2 separate regions of the Homo sapiens genome follow, and region 2 is linked to region 1. Evidence: read pairs that join two places in POLR2A ChIA-PET (ENCODE). Cell type or tissue: B cell. All regions are shown on one strand. Each heading gives the region's core, and the rest is flanking DNA. Links, peaks and the distances in the headings are about the cores only. Region 1 holds the start of ZC3H8 (zinc finger CCCH-type containing 8). Region 2 overlaps FBLN7 (fibulin 7).

What was found. ChIA-PET counts read pairs that join two places held together with the same protein. Peaks named below come from ENCODE experiments on the same cell type or tissue, not always from the same donor. Only the 100,000 strongest peaks of a DNase experiment are listed, where the experiment ranks them.
Region 2: POLR2A ChIA-PET joins it to region 1 with 7 read pairs; 8 of 35 experiments call an interaction of 5 or more read pairs at or near these places.

Annotation. Positions count from the first base shown.
Region 1 is chr2:112,247,252-112,256,455 of GRCh38, reverse strand. It overlaps ZC3H8 (zinc finger CCCH-type containing 8), which reads left to right and starts at 1,414. Exons shown (of 9, transcript NM_032494.3): 1 at 1,414-1,548; 2 at 6,184-6,265. The coding sequence starts at 1,475. RefSeq lists a silencer at 1,232-1,441. In B cell, for the core only: no CTCF peak of the experiment used is centred there; no DNase peak of the experiment used is centred there; H3K4me3 peaks cover 156 bases; H3K27ac peaks cover 42 bases.
Region 2 is chr2:112,153,941-112,163,144 of GRCh38, reverse strand. FBLN7 (fibulin 7) reads right to left here. Exons shown (of 8, transcript NM_153214.3): 2 at 3,310-3,469. Among named protein-coding and RNA genes, the nearest start is that of FBLN7, 20 kb to the right of the region's middle. RefSeq lists an enhancer at 5,778-6,607. In B cell, for the core only: no CTCF peak of the experiment used is centred there; a DNase peak (open chromatin) is centred at 3,394; H3K4me3 peaks cover 486 bases; H3K27ac peaks cover 526 bases.

The sequences.
Region 1 (9,204 bases), core at 2,346-4,845:
AAAAGTGTGTATGGTAACAATTTGGGTTCTATAATAATGCTTCCTGCTAAAGAGGGGGTAATTCTAGTTTTTATCTCCTTAATTCAATTTTTTCTCTGAATTTTTAGTAATGATTCATGTTCCATAGGTGATGGCCTACAATATAAACAACATGGGAAAGTAGAATTTCCCTGGGGAAGATGTCTGGCTTCAAATAGTTCCCTTCACTAATCGGTAAAGGGATCCTGATTCATGCCAAGAATCAAACACTCCCTTCACTTACAGAAGCAAGTCAGGTTCTCTATCACTGGCCCAACCTAGGGTTTGAGCCTTCCTTTCTACAGGTCCCTTAAATGGCATTACATTGAGCAAAACTGAGCAATTTCCTGTTCTGCAACAGCATGCTCTATTTTCCTGCCTTCATACAATTCTCTCTACTTGGAATGCCCACTTCCTCTTTTCCTATGGAAATATCTCAAGACCCAGCTCAAATACTCCCTTCTCAAGAAGCCTTCCCAACTGGATGCAATTTTTTCCCTCTTCTGAATTCTCTTAGTATTTGGTACTTTTTAACGGACTTTTCTGTCTTGAGGTTACTTGTGTATTCATTTTAATTCCCATTCAATTGTAGAGACCCTACAAGTTACATTACCTGACTACACATCTGTTTATTCATTTCAAAACTGTGAATGGTAATAGAACATCTTTTACAGGGCTGTTGTGAGGATTAAGTTAGCTAACATGTGAAACGCTATTTCTAAGGAATAGTAGTGGAGTGCTCAGATAAATGTTAGCTGTTACTACCATCCCTTAGAAATACTGTGATTTTGATGGAAGAGTTTTCACCAAGGTGAAAGCAGAATCCTAACAACTAATTTTAAAAATTCTGGGCTGGGGCCGGGCGCGGTGGCTCACGCCTGTAATCCCAGCACTTTGGAAGGCTGGGGCGGGCGGATCACGAGATCAAGAGATCGAGACCATCCTGGCCAACATGGTGAAATCCCGTCTCTACTAAAAATACAAAAATTAGCTGGGCGTGGTGGCAGACACCTGTAGTCCCAGCTACTCAGGAGGCTGAAGCAGGAGACTTGCTTGAACCCGGGAGGCGGAGGTTGCAGTGAGCCGAGATCACGCCACTGCAGTCCAGCCTGGACGACAGAGCTTGACTCTGTCTTTAAATAAACAAACAAACAAACAAATAAATAAATAAAATAAACAAAATTCTACTATCTGAGGTAAAGGACGAAAAAGCTTACAGAAGGGCAACCACGGCGGCGCCTGCGCAGAGCCGAGGCGAAGGAGGCAGGGAGAGACCCGGCCTGCCCAGAGTCGCGGAGGGCGGTGCAGCGCATGCGCGGGGCAGGTGAGGCTGCGCGGGGCGGAGCCTGTGGCCCTGGCGCGGCTCTGGGTCCGTCTCGTCGCGTCCGGGTTGTCACTCTCTCGGGTTGTTACTCTGTAGCTTCCCGGCTCGCGAAAGGGAGGACCTGTCTGGGTCATGGATTTTGAGAATCTTTTCTCAAAACCCCCCAACCCGGCCCTCGGCAAAACGGCCACGGACTCTGACGAAAGGTGATCCCATATCTTTTCATCTTTTGAATGCAGGGGCTCAGCGGGACTCCGCCTCTTAGTTTCTTCTGGATTGGAGGCAGTCCGGGGCCACGTCCGGGCCGCGTCGCGAGGGCCCGTGGGGAGCACGTGGGCCGGCCGGGCGCCACCGTCTGACCTATAGAGGTCGTGCGGGGTCCGGGTGGGAGCAGAAGCTGAACGCGGGGCTCAGGCTTAGGCCGTCAGGGCCGGGGCTGTCGAGAGCCTGGGCGGGGGAGCGGGGTGGAGGCGAGAAGGCTCCGGGATGCGCCCCTTTCTCTGCACAGCAGCGGGTGAGGAGCCCGCCTCTGTGGTCCCGTAGCGTCTGTCTTTACCGTTGTTGCCTGTTTCCACGAGACCGTAAACTCCCAGAGGACACTGATGTGACCTTTTTCACTGACACCTCCTAGGTTCTTTTCTGTAGAAAGGATGAAACCACAAGTTTATTGAAAGGTAAAGAATAGGCAATACTCTGCCATTAGTCCACTGATTTGCATGGAAAGACCCTAAAGACCACAATAAAGCAACAGACGTCATTTGGACTTAATATTTCCATTAGGTTGGAAAAGCAAGTGAGACTCTTGGTCAGATGGCCCTAATTTGTAGATTATATTTTTGGAGCAGTGTCTAGTGATTTGAAATGCTAAAAACCACCATCTTTGTTCTTAAACCTACGTCTTTTATTTCCCTCAACTGAGATATATTTCCAGTTGTGATTGATTTTACCATTCGATATTGGTCAGCTGTTCACTCTATCTCAAATTTTACCTTAACTGATCATCCAGAGCTTTACCTTGTGCTTTACATGAAATAAATCACTTAATCCTCAAAACAAACTTAAAGAGAAGATGATGCCGTCCTCGTTTTACAGATGGGAAAACTGAGGCACGGAGAGGCTAAATAACCTGCCGAGATTGCACAGTGTAAGTGGAAGAGCTATGTCCAGGATCCATGATTTTATCACCAAGCTTCTCATGCAAAATGACTAAAATTTTAAAATAAGCCCTATAAATATTGGAAAGAGACAGATACACTAATTACTTGCAGATGATATAATTTACTAAGAAAAATAACTGGTACTAATTGATATGTTATAAAATACATAAGAATTCATCACACAAAAAAAAGATAATAGCAACATTTAAAAATCCGAACAGCAGCTATCAGTTTCAAAGTGTGTTGGACACAAGCTCCATTCCCCAAAACTTGACTGCAATACATAAAAGACACTTGGAATTTTGCCAAAATGATGGGTGAAGGATGGTATGGAAGTATGGTGAGCTGTCCATATTATTTGCCCATTTTTCTCCTTTTTGGTCTTTTTCACATTCTAGGATCTCTTATCTGCGAATACTTTACTCCCAATTGTCATTTGTCTTTGCCTATGGCATTATTTTTCAATGTAAAAAGGAATGGGGATGTTGTGGTTTGGTTTTATGCAGTCAGATGAATCAGTCTTTTCTCATATGGTTTCTGGTTTTTTTTCCGAGTAATTTGTGATGGGAATACTTCTCATTCATTCAAAAAATCGTATTGAGCACCTGCTACGGCCTTGGGGATATAGTAGTAAATGAAGAAGAGATGAAAATTTCTGTACTAATGAATTTACATTATTAGGGGAAGGGGGAGACATACATAAATATATCATATTTTAGGTGGTACTAAATGCCCTGAGAAAATGAATGAAGGGTAAGGGGAAAATAAGCACTGGTGGGATGGTAGGGAGGGAGTAGTTTTGTGGGTTTTTTTTTTATTTTTTTGAGCAGAGTCTGGCTCTGTCGCCCAGGCTGGGGTGCAGTGGCGCGATCTCGGCTCACTGCAAGCTCTGCCTTCCGGGTTCACACCATTCTCCTGCCTCAGCCTCCCGAGTAGCTGGGACTACAGGCGCCTGCCACCACGCCCGACGTATTTTTAGTAGAGACGGGGTTTCACCATGTTAGACAGGATGGTCTCGATCTCCTGACCTTGTGATCTGCCCGCCTTGGCCTCCCAAAGTGCTGGGATTACAGGCGTGAGCCACCGCGCCCGGCTGGGAGGTGTAGATATTTTAAGAAGGTAGATAAGGAAAGCCTCACTGATAACATTGGTAAGTTTTAAAAATCTGTGTAGGGACCTGAAGGAGGTGAGGGGGTTTCATAGTCCAGAGGGGTGGAGAGGAGTCTGTATAAAGGTCCTCAGACGGAGTGAGCTTGGTGTGATTGGGTTAGGGGAGCAAAGTGGCCAGGACAGCTGGGGTGGAGTAAGAGGGACTTGGAAGTCTGCGAGGTACTGGGGTAGGGTTAGGGGAGCCCAATCATGGAGGAACTGGTAGGTGCCGAAATAAGGACTTTGGCTTTTACTCTGAATGAGACAAGAGACCATTGGAGGGTTTTTCAGCAGAGTGACATTTGAAATATTTTAGCAGGGTCATTCTAGTTGTGTTGAGAGTAGAATGTAGGGGTGCCAGAGCAGCTTGGATTGTTGTATTAGTGGCAAGAAGTGGTCAAACGTGGGTATGTTGAAGATAGAATAAACTGGATTTCCTCAGAGATTGGATGGGGATGTGAGAGAGGAATCAAGATTGACTTTAAGGTTTTGGTAGGGATCTTGAGAGGGATGGTGTTGCCGTTTTAGATAGCAAGAAGGATTAGGCTTCAGAGAGAAGAGCAAGAGTTCAGTGTTGGATGTTTTAAGATTACATATGTCTAGTAGATGTTCAGGTGGTTATGTTGACTAGGAAGTTAGCTCTGTTTGGATTTAAGAAGAGGGGTTTGGGTTAGAGACTTGGATATTGAAATCAACTACATACAGATGATATTCATAGTGATGATATAGAAAGGGATAGCCTGGAATGAGAATATAGATGAGAATATAGACAAAGAAGAGAAGAGGTGAGAACTGACTTTGAAAGTTGTGAAGATAAGGAACCAACAAAGGAGACTGAGAAGTAGTAGCTGTGGAAAGAAGAAACTAGAAGAGCCCACTATCTCTGAAGCTAAGTAAAGAACATGTTTTACAGAGAAGAGGTGGTCACCTCTGTCCTATCCTGCTCATAGGTCTAATATGGGTGCTGAGTATTGTAGACCTTCACAGTGAAAGTAGACATCTATTTAGAATGGGCAGTGTTGAATAACAGTGTGATTGTAGGGCACATACTTGGGAGCTTTGCCTGCCTGCTGGGGCTCAGATCTCAGCTCCACCATGTATTAGCTCTGTGACAAGTTACATATCCTTTCTGTGATTGTTTTCTCATCCGTAAAATGGGCTTTTAGTATGTATGTCATAACACTGTTGTTTGTGGTAAGTGTTACGTGTATGGAGCAGCATCTGGCACAGAGTAAGCATCATTCAAGTGTTGGCTGATGCTGTTACTGCTATTGAGGTCATTATTGTCATTATTCCTCTGCCTAAGGAGAGGTTGCCTCCTACTCCATGAGATGATTCATTACTGGAAACTATAGCTATAAAGATTCACAAGTATTGGGGTTTTTGGTTCTTGTAATGGTGGCTTCTGTAGCAGGCTCACAACTTAGTACCTCATCTGATGGATGTAACTCTGGAGCTCTGAGTCAGTGTAAACTGTTGAATTGGACAAAGCTGTGAAGCCTGAGCTCCTGTAACTTTGAAAGAACAGCCACGGAGCCACTGTTCACATTCTCCTTGTGCTGTCAGTGCTTTCCCTTTGTAACATGTTCTCTTGAGATGGGACACATTCCCCAATTCCTTGCCTTTATCTGGTGTGTAACTCATATTTTAATTCACAGCTTTTCCCAATCTTGTGTTCAATAGTCACCACTTACTAAGATAATATTTTCTTCAGCTCCCTATATTTCTAGTATCAACCATTATTCAGATACATCTATACATTTTATTGTCTTCTTTGTTCACCATGTTCTTATATTTCCCATCCCTCTTGGGTTCATATTTAGTTTTGCTGGAATAGCCTCAAGTAATTGTCTCAGACTGTTATATATATGCATGGTCAACTTCTCAGTCCTGTAAGTCTGAAAACAGTTTTTCTTTTTCATCTTTACACTTAAATGTGTTTGTCTCGCTCCTAATCTCAAAAGGCACTCTGCATTCTGCCTAAAATACCCTTCTCTCTCACATTCCTCTTTCCTCTTTTTTGGCTAACTCATAAGTATCATTTAGGCTCTGAATGCCTCTGATCCCCAAGTCTGGGTTGTGTTCCCCATATATGCCCCTATACTTACCATACCATATTGAAATAGCTTTATTTTTTTCTCCCAAGGAGATAGAAAGCTCTCAGAACACAGTGACAGGGTCTGTATTTTTCATTGTTGTAGTCCAGGGCCTAAGGCCCGGAGCCTCGTACATGGTGGGTACTTAGTAGTTGTTGAATTAATGGAATGATGGATGAATGAATGATTTATATAGCTGCTAATACTTGAACATTAAGGCTTTATAATCTAAAATTTTACAGGCTATTCATAAATATATATGGACATTTATTGGTCATCATAATTTTGTACATTTTCTGGAGTATTTGGTATAGAATTTGAATTTGTAATTTCTTTGAGGGTAAGTTGAAGACAAGCCAAAGCAGTGAATTGTAACGCTGTGGTATGAACACTTCAGGTTGAAAAAACTCTTTTGTGTTATTTGATATTTTTGCTACAGAATCGATGATGAAATAGATACAGAAGTTGAAGAAACACAAGAAGAGAAAATTAAACTGGAGTGCGAGCAAATTCCCAAAAAAGTAAGATTAAGTTGACCACTGTTTAAGTTGAAAACGCAGATTTTTTTTTCTCAGTTTCACATGGAACAACAAAAAAAGAAAAAACAGATGGAAATGGATATGAGAAATTAATGAAGGATCCTACTTGTCTCATTTTACCAGCATTTGGGACCCAGTTACTTATATCAAAGAAAACTGGTTATACTTTTTAAATAAATTATTATTTAATAACTTTATTGTCATTTAACATGACATATGTTTAATAATTGCATTTATTTCTATTTTTGTTATTTCTGAAATGGACTGTAAACAGTTTCAAAAGCTTCTTTCAAGTTGGGTTAACATTTTTGAGGGTTATGATTTGTTAACTTAACCAACCTTAGTGATTTATAGCTTAAAGCCCGTATTAGTTCATTAGGGCTGCCATAACAAAGTACCACAGACTGGGTGGCTTAAACAACAGAACTTGGCTGGGCGCGGTGGCTCACGCCTGTAGTCCCAGCACTTTGGGAGGCCGAGGTGGATGGATCATGAGGTCAGGAGTTTGAGACCAGCCTGGCCAATATGGTGAAACCCATCTCTACTAAAAATACAAAAAAATTTAGCCAGGCATGGTGGCATGCACCTGTAGTCCCAGCTACTAGGGAGGCTGAGGCAGAAGAATCACTTGAACCCAGGAGGTGGAGGTTGCAGTAAGCCAAAATCCCGCCACTGCACTCCAGCCTGGGCAACAAAGCGAGACTCCGAATCAAAACAAAAACAAAAACAAAAAAAACCCCAGAACTTTATTGTCTCAAGGTTCTGGAGGCTGGAGGTCCCAGCACAAGGTGTTGGCAGGGTTGGTTCCTTCTGAGGCTGTGGGGAAGAATCTATTCATTCATCTCCCCTAGCTCCTGATGGAATGCTGGCAATCTTTGGTGATGGCTTGCAAAAGTATCATCCTGATTTCTGCCTTCATATTCACATGGTGTTCTCCCTGTATGCCTGTGTCTGAATTGTCTGAATTTCCTTTTTTTGAGACAGAGTCTTGCTCTGTCACCCAGGTTGGAGTGCAGTGGCACAATCTCTGCTCACTGCAACCTCCTTCTGGACTCAAGCAATTCTCAGCCTCCCAAGTAGCTGGGATTACAGGTGTGCACCACCACGCCCAGCTAATTTTTGTGTTTTTTGTAGAGAAAAAATATACATGGGGTTTCGCCATGTTGCCCAGGCTGGTCTCGAACTCCTGGGGTCAAGCGATCTGACCGCCTCGGCCTCCCAAAGTGCTGGGATTACAGGCCTGAGCGACTGTGCCCGGCTGAATTTTCCTTTTTTATAAGGAAATCAGTCACTGGACTAGGGCCCACCCTAATGACCTAATCTTAATTAATTACACTTGCAATGACCCTATTTCCAAAAAAGGTCACATTCTGAGGTATTAGGGGTTAGTAGTTCATTATAAGAATTTTGGGAGGGTGCAGTTCAACCCATAACAAAGGTAATGTATATTCCTATCTTGCCCTTCTTTTCTGTTTTTGAACATGGAGAAACGCCATCTCTACTAAAAATACAAAATTAGCCAAGCATGGTGGCAGGCACCTGTAATCCCAGCTACTCAGGGAGCTGAGGCAGGAGAATCGCTTAAACCCGGGAGGCAGAGGTTGCGGTGAGCCGATATCATGCCATTGCACTCCAGCCTGGGCAACAAGAGCAAAATTCCATCTCAAAAAAAAAATGAGTTTTAACACACTATAGAAGAATGGGTTAAATTGTCACTGAGACTTATAAGACAGAAATAGACTTTAATAGTGTATCTTTTACTTAGCTTTCTTGCTTGCTTGCTTTTTCTTTTTCTTTCTTTCTTTTTTTCCTTTTCTTTTTCTTTTTCTTTCTTTTCTTTCTTTCTTTCTTTTCTTTCTGTCTCTGTTGCCCAGGCTGGAGTGTGGTAGCATGATCTTGGCTCACTGCAACCTCCTTCTCCTGGGTTCGAGCAGTTTTCCCACCTCAGCCTCCCGAGTAGCTGGGACTACAGGCACACGCCACCACACCTGGCTAATTGTTGTATTTTTAGCAGAGACAGGGTTTCATCATGTTGCCCAGGCTGGTCTCAAACTCCAGAGCTCAAGTGATCTGCCAGCCTCGGCCTCCCGAAGTGCTAGGATTATAGGTGTGAGCCACCATGCCCAGCCTCCTTAGTTTTATAAAAGAATACAGGACAGATGATAAAGCAGGTACAGTATCTTCATCTTCTTGGAAGCCTCTCAGCTACCCAAGTAAGCAACTTCTTTTCCCCTTTGGGGCCTATGTGGCTTCCAAAGATGAGAGCCAAGGTTGACGACAAGAAATTGCAACTTCAACTTCCCACAAGTTTTTTATACTGCTTGAGTCACATAGGCCTCAGTCTTTTATGCCCACTTTTAGCTCCTCCAGACTTCGTATTATATATTATAACCTTCCACAGCAGACAGGCAGAAACAACATTCTACAACTGTCTTACATAGTTTCTGCAAAACAGTACTGTGAGAAGATGGACTCCTAGGTTATTCTCAACCAGGCTTGCTTCAGTGCAGCCTCTTCACTCACAAGTATGTAAAAGGTGAATACATTATCAAATAAATATCACAGCTAATTAATTAATTAACTTATTTATTTTTGAGACAGAGTCTCACTCTGTTGCACAGGCTGCAGTAAAGTGGCAAAATCTTGGCTCACTGCAACCTCCACCTCCCAGGTTCAAGCAATTCTCCTGCCTCAGCCTCCCGAGTAGTTGGGAATACAGGTGCCTGTCACCCACCTTGCCTGGCTAATTTTTGTATTTTTAGTAGAGATGGGTTTTTGCCATGTTGGCCAGGCTGGTCTCGAACTCCTGAGCTCAAGTGATTGGCCCGCCTCAGCCTCCCAAACTGCTGGGATTACAGGTGTGAGCCACCATGGCTGGCTATAGCTTATTTAAAAGAGAATACCCAGGTAAACACTTTGCA
Region 2 (9,204 bases), core at 2,438-4,937, 93 kb after region 1:
GGGCGGAGGGAGGTGCCGGACCCTCCGAGGATGCTCGGTGGCCTTTGGTGATTGGGGAATATCTGCCCATTGCTGCATCGCCTTCCTTGAGTAAAGCTCCAAGTTGGCCCCCAGTGGTAATAACCTTGTGAGTAGCAAGCGAGTGAGAGCTCACATCCCAGGACTCGGCTGCTCCCGGGGTTCTGCCTCAGCCTCTGAAATAAATTACTTTATAGTTCTTTTTTTTTACATCTAGTACTTTATTGCGTTAAAGAGTTTTAAAATGCATTGGGGGAAAATAGTAGGGTCTCTTTGGGGATGAAAAATCTTTAAAAACCTCGACAAAAGAAAACTACCTGCAACTCACAAATACACCATACCTGAATAGATTGAACAGTATCTGGCACTTAATAGATGCTTAATAAATGTGAATGGAGTGGATTAATGGATACAAATTAATTAAAAATCAATTTGTAGTCACATCCCAAATGGGAGCTGAAGGCCCTTCTCTAGTGACAGAAGGGGAACGTGTCCTTTGGTTGATTCTGTTGGCGAGAAGCACATCCTACTGAGTGTGCAGAGCCACAGCGAAGCTCCCTGCGCCTTCCGAGGTGAAGTTAGCATGTAAGGAGTGAGACCCACAGTTAAGCAGTCTCAGCAACATGGGGACATGAATCCGCTGAGGCTGCTCTGGATGAACCCTGAAGCTGATGGGTTGTGATGATGCACCCAGGAAACAGGAGGGAGGTACTTCATATGGAAGCCAGAGAGGAAGACCAAGAATTCTCCAGAACTGGAAATTATTCTTCCTGACTCCCAGCAAATTCCCTTAAAAAAAAAAAAAAAAGGCAAAACAGGCCTGGCACAGGAGCACCCGCCTGTAATCCCAGCACTTTGCGAAGCTGAGGCTGGAGGATCGCTTGAGCCTGGGAGTTCAAGATCAGCTTGGGCAACATAGTGAGACCCCATCTTTACAAAATTTTCAAAATCAGGTGCAGTGGTGTGCACCTGTAATCCTAGCTACCTAGGAGGCTGAGGTGAGAGGATCGCTTGAGCCTGGGAGGCTGCAGTGAACTAGGATCACTCCACTGCTCTCCAGCCTGGGTGACAGAGCGAGACCTTGTCTCTCTTTTAAAAAGCAATAAGGTAGTTTTCCCACTATGTGCCATTTGATCTGGGCAGGTGTCTGGCTTTCCTCCAGGTGCGGGCCCAACCCCCACCACACCCTGAAAAGGGATCCTGACAGCTGCCTGTCCTCTGCAGGGCTGTCACAGGATCAGCCTCTGCACGCATAAAGTACCCAGCACGGGGTCCCCCACACACTTAGAAATACAATACATGATGGCGATTTTTTAAAAAGAGAATTTGGCACTTTAAAAAATGTTGTACATTTCAGAGATGAAAGCCCCTGAATCTTGGGAAGGAGGATGAATAATGTAATAATAACTGCCTTTCTATCTGTCTAGCGGGCAGGGCCCTCTCACATGGGCAGGGCCCTCTCACATGGGCAGGGGAATTGTATAACATTCCCTGTGGGCTCCACTGAAACTCCCAGGGACCGCAGGCAGCTCTGACCCCATGAAAACAAGGAAGGCTTTGTGGAGTCAGGCCTTGACCGCTAACTTACTTGTCTTGGCCTCAGTTTCCCCATCTGAGGCAGGAAGGAAAGACACCCTGCCTGCACCATGGAGTTGGGGTGTGTGGAGCCCCAGTGAGGGCTTGGGCCTCACAGTGCCTTGGAAAGTGTGAGGCTTGGCTGGTGGTTATTTCTGCAGCTGTGGAGCCAAGGAAAACAGGAACGGACTCAGTGCCGTTGAGAGCTGGATTTGCCACCATCATCTCCGAGAAGGTAGGAAATCCAACGCCTTCCCCAGGAAACTTCAACTCACTCAACAAAGACAGCCCTTGATAAATGTGTCTGCAGTGAGTAAATGATGTCAGATATTCCACAGGCTCCTGACTTTGAATGAACATGATGACTGGCCCCTGTCCCCCAGCACCCTAAGACACCGGAGGAAAACCAGCCGCCCATCTCTGGGTCTTGGCGGTGTGAAAGCTGTTACAGGGCAAGCATGAAAAAGTGCCCTTGTGTCTGTCAGAGTCCTGCCCTCATGGGAGGGAGTCTGGGGTGTCGGCTGTAGCCTCATCAGACAAGTGGAACTTGTCCTCAGCAGCCCTTCCCTCCCAACCGTCCTGGTACTAACGGGGACTCCCTGGAGGGTGCACTTTCACGCCTGAAGCACTGGAGCCAACCTTGGTCATGGACTGGAACCAGTGTATTGCACTGGCTCGGGCTGAGTGTGTGTGTGTGTGTGTGCGCGTGTGCGTGCGTGTATGCGTGCTTGTGTGTGCGTGTGTGTGCGTGCGTGTGTGCGTGTGCGTGCGTGTGCGTCTGCGTGTGCGTGCGTGTGTGCGTGCGCGTGTGTGCGTGTGCGTGCGTGTGCGCGTGCTTGTGTGTGTGCGTGCGTGTGTGCGTGTGCGTGCGTCTGCGTGTGCGTGTGCGTGCGCGTGTGCGTGCGCGTGTGTGTGCACGCACAGAGGGTGTGGAGGAACGCAGTGCTTTCCACTCAACTCTGCTATGAACTTAAAACTGCTCTAAAAAATTATCTTAAAGTAAAATCAAAAATGAAAACAAAACCAAAACTGGATCCAACTTGTGGACGGGGAAGGGAAAAGCAGTGCGTGATCTAAAAGTGGCGCCTTGCAACAGTTTGGTCCGTATGAAGACGTGATAGTTGTTAAGGCCAGAATGAAAAGGCTGAAGAAGAAAAGGGGTGACATTGAGGCTGAGGGAGAAGAAAGGGGGCAGCTGCCTTTCTAATGTGCTCCCCCCACCCCCACTGCCACCAACCAGGCTTACAAATGGGCCACAGATTGGCCCGGCGCGGTGGCCCACGCCTGTCATCCCAGCACTTTGGGAGGCCGAGGCGGGCGGATCACGAGGTCAGGAGATCGAGACCATCCTGGCTAACAAGGTGAAACCCCGTCTCTACTAAAAATACAAAAAATTAGCCGGGCGTGGTGGCGGGCGCCTGTAGTCCCAGCTACGCGGGAGGCTGAGGCAGGAGAATGGCGTGAACCCGGGAGGCGGAGCTTGCAGTGAGCCGAGATCGCGCCACTGCACTCCAGCCTGGGCGACAGAGCGAGACTCCGTCTCAAAAAAATAAATAAATAAATAAATAATAAATAAAAAAGGGGGGGCCACAGTTGGAAGATGGAAGGTGATGGGGGAAGGGTGAGGGGTGACGAGGGGCCTCCAGCTGGGAGCGTCTCGGGGAGAGTGCTCGAGTGCTGCGCTGCCGCCCCAGCGGTGCCGACGTGGGGACCCACCTGGAAGGGCATCTGGGCCCACCCTGCCCACAGAGTTCTGCAGCGCGGCCAGCCGGCTCTTCATGTGGCGGATGCCCTCGGCGAAGCGTGTCTCCTGGCCCTTCAGCAGCTGCTGCAGCTGGCGGATGGCCGAGAGGAGCTGCTGTTTGCTGAGACAGTTCTGCGGAGAGAAGACATCGCCGCCACCACCCATTGAGACTGACTCAGTCCCACATGCTTGTCTGAGCTTCCGAAATCGCCGAAGCCACGGGGTCCAAACCGCGTTTGAAGCTCACTCAACGCAACGTAAAAGTGACCTGCCGCTGGACAGCCCCAAGTACATGCATGGTAGCCCCAGTTCACCCCTTGACAAAAACAAAATGCAGGCAGGACGGATGACTCTAAATGACCGGGTGGATGAACAGTTATTTGAACCCAAAGAGCCTTATAATCACCACGCTGCCACTCTGAGAGATTCTCTCTAATTCTTCACTCTAAGTTAATGCTCTGAAAACCCTGGGCCTTGGCAAACATTTTCTTTCTGTCACTCTTAGACATTTTTAAAAGCAAAGGGCCAATAATACATGTAAAACAGGCAAAACAGGAATGCCCAATGGTTCCTATTCTTTAAAGACATATAACATGGGAAATAAGAAAAAAAAAAACTCACTAGAGTTAAAGAGGCATTCAATAAAAGTCAATGTTCAGTTCTGATGATTTTTTTTTTAAGCCATAGAAAGGCAGAAAATGGAGGATCATGCTTATCATGATAAAGGCTACCTAACTTAAAGCAGCATCAAGCATCATACTTTTTGTTTGCTTGTTCAAACAACAGAAACTTATTTCCTCACAGTTCCGGGGCTAGAAGTCCAAGATCAAGGCATCGGCAGTGTTAGTTTCTGGTGATGTCTTCTAGATGGCAGATGGCCACTCCCCGGAGGTGCCAGCATTCTACTTAATGCTAAAATTCTCAAGGTTTCCTGGCCGGGTACGGTGGCTCATGCCTGTAATCCCAGCACTTTGGGTGGTCAAGGTGGGTGGATTGCTTGAGGCCAGAAGTTCGAGACCAGCCTGTGCAATATAGTGAGACCTCATCTTTACAAAAAATTTAAAAATTCAGCCAGGCTCGGTGGTTCATGCCTGTAATCCTAGCACTTTGGGAGGCTGAGCCGAGCGGATCATGTGAGGTCAGAAGTTCGAAACCAGCGTGGCCAACATGGTGAAACCCAGTCTCAACTACAAATATTTTTAAAATTAGCCGGGCATGGTGGCAGGTGCCTGTAATCCCAGCTACTCGGGAGGCTGAGGCAGGAGAATCGCTTGAACCTGGGAGGCAGAGGTTGCAGTGAGCCGAGACTGCACCACTGCACTCCAGGCTGGGCAACAGAGCAAGACTCTGTCTCAAAATAATAAATAAAATAAAATAAAATAATTAAAAACAAAAAAATTAGCCGAGCCCGGTGATGTATGCCTGTAGTGCCAGCTACTTGGAAGGCTGAGGTGGGATGATTGCCTGAGCCTGGGAGGGAGGTTGCAGTGAGCTGCAATCACATCACTGCACTCCAGCCTGGATAACATTGAAACCCTATCTCAAAAACAACAACAACAACAAAACCAAACTAAATATTTCCAATCTCAACTGCCTTTAAGAACCAGGACAGGCTGGGCACGGTGGCTCACGCCTGTAATCCCAGCACTTTGGGAGGCCGAGGCGGGCGGATCACAAGGTCAGGAGATCGAGACCATCCTGGCTAACACGGTGAAACCCCATCTCTACTAAAAATACAAAAAATTATCCGGGTGAGGTGGCGGGTGCCTGTAGTCCCACCTACTCAGGAGGCTGAGGCAGGAGAATGGCGTGAACCCCGGGGGGCAGAGCCTGCAGTGAGCCGAGATCGCGCCACTGCACTCCAACCTGGGCGACAGCGAGACTCCGTCTCAAAAAAAAAAAAAAGAACCAAAGAACCAGGACAGGCTGGGTGCGGTGGCTCACGCCTGTAATCCTAGCACTTTGGGATCACTTGCATCCAGGAGTTCAAGACCACCCTGGGCAACAGACTGAGACCCTGTCTCTACAAAAAATAAAAAATTAGCTGGGCATGGTGGTGCTCGCCTGTAGGCAGGAAGATCACTTGAGCCTGGGAGGTTGAGGCTGCAGTGAGTCATGATTGCACAACTGTACTCAGCTTTGGTGACAGAGTGAGACCCTGCCTCAAAAAAATTAATTACCTAATTAAGAAAAAGAGCCAGGACATGAAAAATAGTAAAGGAGGGGTGAATCAAGTGGGGAGGGATGGGACCTCGGCCTTGTGGAGCAAGCAGGTCTCTACTAAGGCCATTCACATTCACTGGGGGCTGTGTGTTACAACAGCACAGCCTGGACTCTGCTGCCTGCACAGGAGACAGGAGACACATCAAGACGATGATGGTTATCTTTAGGGATAGGCTTATGGATTATGTTTTAATTTAATTTAATTTTTTTTTAATGAGATAGAGTCTCACTCTATCACCCAGGCTGGAGTGCAATGGCACAATCTCAACTCGCTGCAACCTCCACCTCCCGGGTTCAAGTGATTCTCATGCCTCAGCCTCCCTAGTAGCTGGGATTACAGGTGCCCACCGCCATGCCCCGCTAATTTTTGTATTTTTAGTAGAGACGGGGCTTCGCCATGTTGCCCAGGCTGGTCTCGAACTCCTGACTTCAGGTGATCTGCCTGCCTTGGCCTCCCAAAGCGCTGGGATTACAGGTGTGAGCCACCGCACCCAGTCTTAATTTTATTTTTTCTACTTAATTTTTTTTCTACTGAGTATTGGTTTTATAATTCAAAAAAACTCTCTAAAATACAGTGGAACAGTAAAGTGGCAGGGAGGTGTGTGGCCCCCACAGCCAGGGTGGCTTCCAGCCTCACCAACGAAGCACCACAACCACAACCACCACCACCACCGCGGTGGGAATGGAGCCACTGCCGCTCTCCCAGGGAGGCTGCCAGGCCTCTGCACCGTGGAGATTTCACCAAACAGATGACTCACTGGCCAGACTGAATGGATGCTTTTGACACAGTTGAATCCCCAGTTGCCCCTGGAATTCGTTAATCCCGGGGGCTCCTGGGCCTCCACCATACCCAGGGCCTGACCAGGCACAGCCCCAAACGCAATTGCTCGGAAGAGAAGTTTGGTTTGTTTTCCTTCCTCCTCCCACGTTGTGGTCCCTCCCACGCAGGTCCTGGGGCACTCAGGAGCGACCTCCTGCAACCCCGTACCTGCCCAGCACCGTGCAGCCCTGCCACCCAAACCTGATTTCCCACACCCACGTCCCCTTCCTTAAAAAAGGGGGGCTCTGCTTTTATAGATGACTTCATGGTTTATATGTCAATTGCATTTGTGTACTTCAGTCTACAAAGAGCTTCTTCGCTGTAACAAAGAATAGTTCAGCTACTGGCCGGCAGCAACCCCGTGGAGAAACGGGGCTTGTCTCCATTTCATAGAGAAAGATATGGAGGCTGAAAGTCAAACACCTTCCCCCAAATCATGGGGCTTAGGAGCAGTAGAGCCAGGCCAGGAAGTCTGACTCCCACCCAGCCCCGCCGGCCACCCCAATGGACTGCCTCCTTTGTTCTCACAGGCTCCTGTGTGGTGAATGATCTTATTGATGAATTTGCACTAGGGATTGATAGGACTGAGCCCAAATGCCCCACAGTAGATTTCTCACTCCCGTGCAAAGTTCAGGTTGGGCACCTGGGCAGCGGGGGCAGGAAGCGTGAAGGGAAGGTGGAGGAGACGTCCTTGCCCACATCCAGCCAGGCGAACAGCTGCCTCCTGCGCTACGAGCTGGCCAGGCCCTGACAGCTGAAAGTGGGTTCGCGGAGCCGCAGCTGCCCCGGGTACATGGAGGGCTCAGTTTTGAAGCCGGGAGAAATCTGTGCCAAAGGCTGCGCTGGGAAGGGCAAGCATACTGCCAGGAACCTGGGGTGATGGCCTGGGGCTCCAGGAAGTAAAGGAAGCAGGGGAGTGTGTGTGGAGGGACAGGGTCTTGTCTTCTACTTGGCCGCTGGGCAGCCAAGTATTTCTAACCCCAGTGCTGCTGGCTCCAGGCACAACTGCCCTCTGCTTCCGGTGCCACTTCCTGCTCCGTGGGCAACAGGCGCCAGCTGCTTTCTCCCCGGTGCTCATTGAGGGTGAGATGTGCCCAGCTTGCCAGTTACCACGGAAAAACCTTAAACATCTTCAAGACCAAGCAAACCAAGGCTGCATCTCCGTCCCAGGCGGGGAGGGAGACAGGAAGGCTCCAGGCTGACTTGCCGAGGGAAGGTGAGGAGGCTGTGGCCCATCCCAGCCTCCAACCTCTCTGGGGTGAGGCTGATGAAACAGAGCGTGGTACAAGGAAGCATCTTGCTGCTCTCGGCAAGCCAGCATGCCGGGGCTGGGGCCAGGGAGCCCGAGAAGCAGAGAGTATCCGTGCCTTTGACATGAGGTTTGAGGGTCTGAGCTGCAGCTGCTCCTAACAGGGCAGGTCCTGGATGCCATGCTCATCTGTCACCTGAGTTGGTATAGGCACAGGCATCACCGAGCTCCTTTGCAAAGCTAGATGATGAAGCTGGAATCCTTACATACCAAGACATGCACCCATGAGACCCACATTATGGGGACAAATGAGGTCATGTGAGGGGCCTGAGACCCCAGTGCCCCCTTTTTCCAAGCTGAGAAAGCTTTATCATTTTGCTTGATCATAAAAAGAAAGCATAATCTCTGCAAAACAATTCAAAATACAGAAAAATGCATTCAAACAAAGAACAAGTCCCACAACCAGAGACAACCACTGTTAACTTTTCGTTGGGTTTCAAGTCTTGGGTTAGACACAGGTGCTCCCTTGCACAGACGTCACCATGCAGCCCCACAGGATGCAGGCTCTATGTCAGCTCTTTCCCCTCAACACTGGCTGTGGCATCATTTTCATGTTAACGAGCAGAGCAACCGGCCTGTCTCTGAGTCTCAATTCTCATTCCTCAATGCACTCTTTTCAGTCTGGGCAGGGGGCTCCTTGCCCACAGCCACAGTTGTCTGCCATTCCCCTCCCAAACCCACCACCCTCCCCTGCTCTGAGCCATGCATGGAAGCAGGCCATTTCCTTCCATGCACATGTGGTCCTTGCTGAGGTCAGGCCAAGGGTGCTGTGAGGGGCTATGGGATGGACAGGAAGCCGGCCGGACCCTCAAGGGCTGTCCACCTGCTGCTCAGTGAAGGGCTGGCTTTTGGGTGAGGCTTTCCCATCTCAGGGTTCCAGGTCCCAACAGTGAAAAGCAACCCCAGGCTCCGCACAGCCCTCGAAGCTGACCTCCCACTCTCCAAGGTGGGAGTGGGTGAAGGTCAGATCCAGACAGGGCAGCAAGGGGAGGCCCCTGCACACCAGGAAGGACAGAGCGTGTTCCAGAGGCCGTCCCCTCGAAGCTGAGGAAGCTGCCATGTCTGGGTCCTCACTTTCCCAGGCCTCTTCCAGGGCTCTTGAGGCGCCCCGTTTTAAATCTTTTTCTTAGAGAGATCCCCTCAAATGGTATAAATTTTCATCCCTTCAAAACCAGTCGTGGCCCAACTTATGTCATTGACAATAAATAATGACGAATAGTTTCCATTTCTTTGAATTAATAACTTCTTTGAAATGGAACTAAGAGGAGACATGCAGTGAAACCTTCCATCTTTGAGTAGAAAAATATCAAGGTTTACCGTTTCTGTTATGAAACTCTTTAAAGGGGTGAGTACTTCATCTAACTTGACACCAATGGCAATGTTTGCAGAGAACCAGTTAGAGAAGGAACAACAGATGTCACCCCATCCAGGTTTTTCCAAGCTGGAGTAGAGGTGGCATGGATGGTTCTGGAAGACGCAGACCAGTGCTGAGAGCTGGGCGAGGGGAGGAGCTGG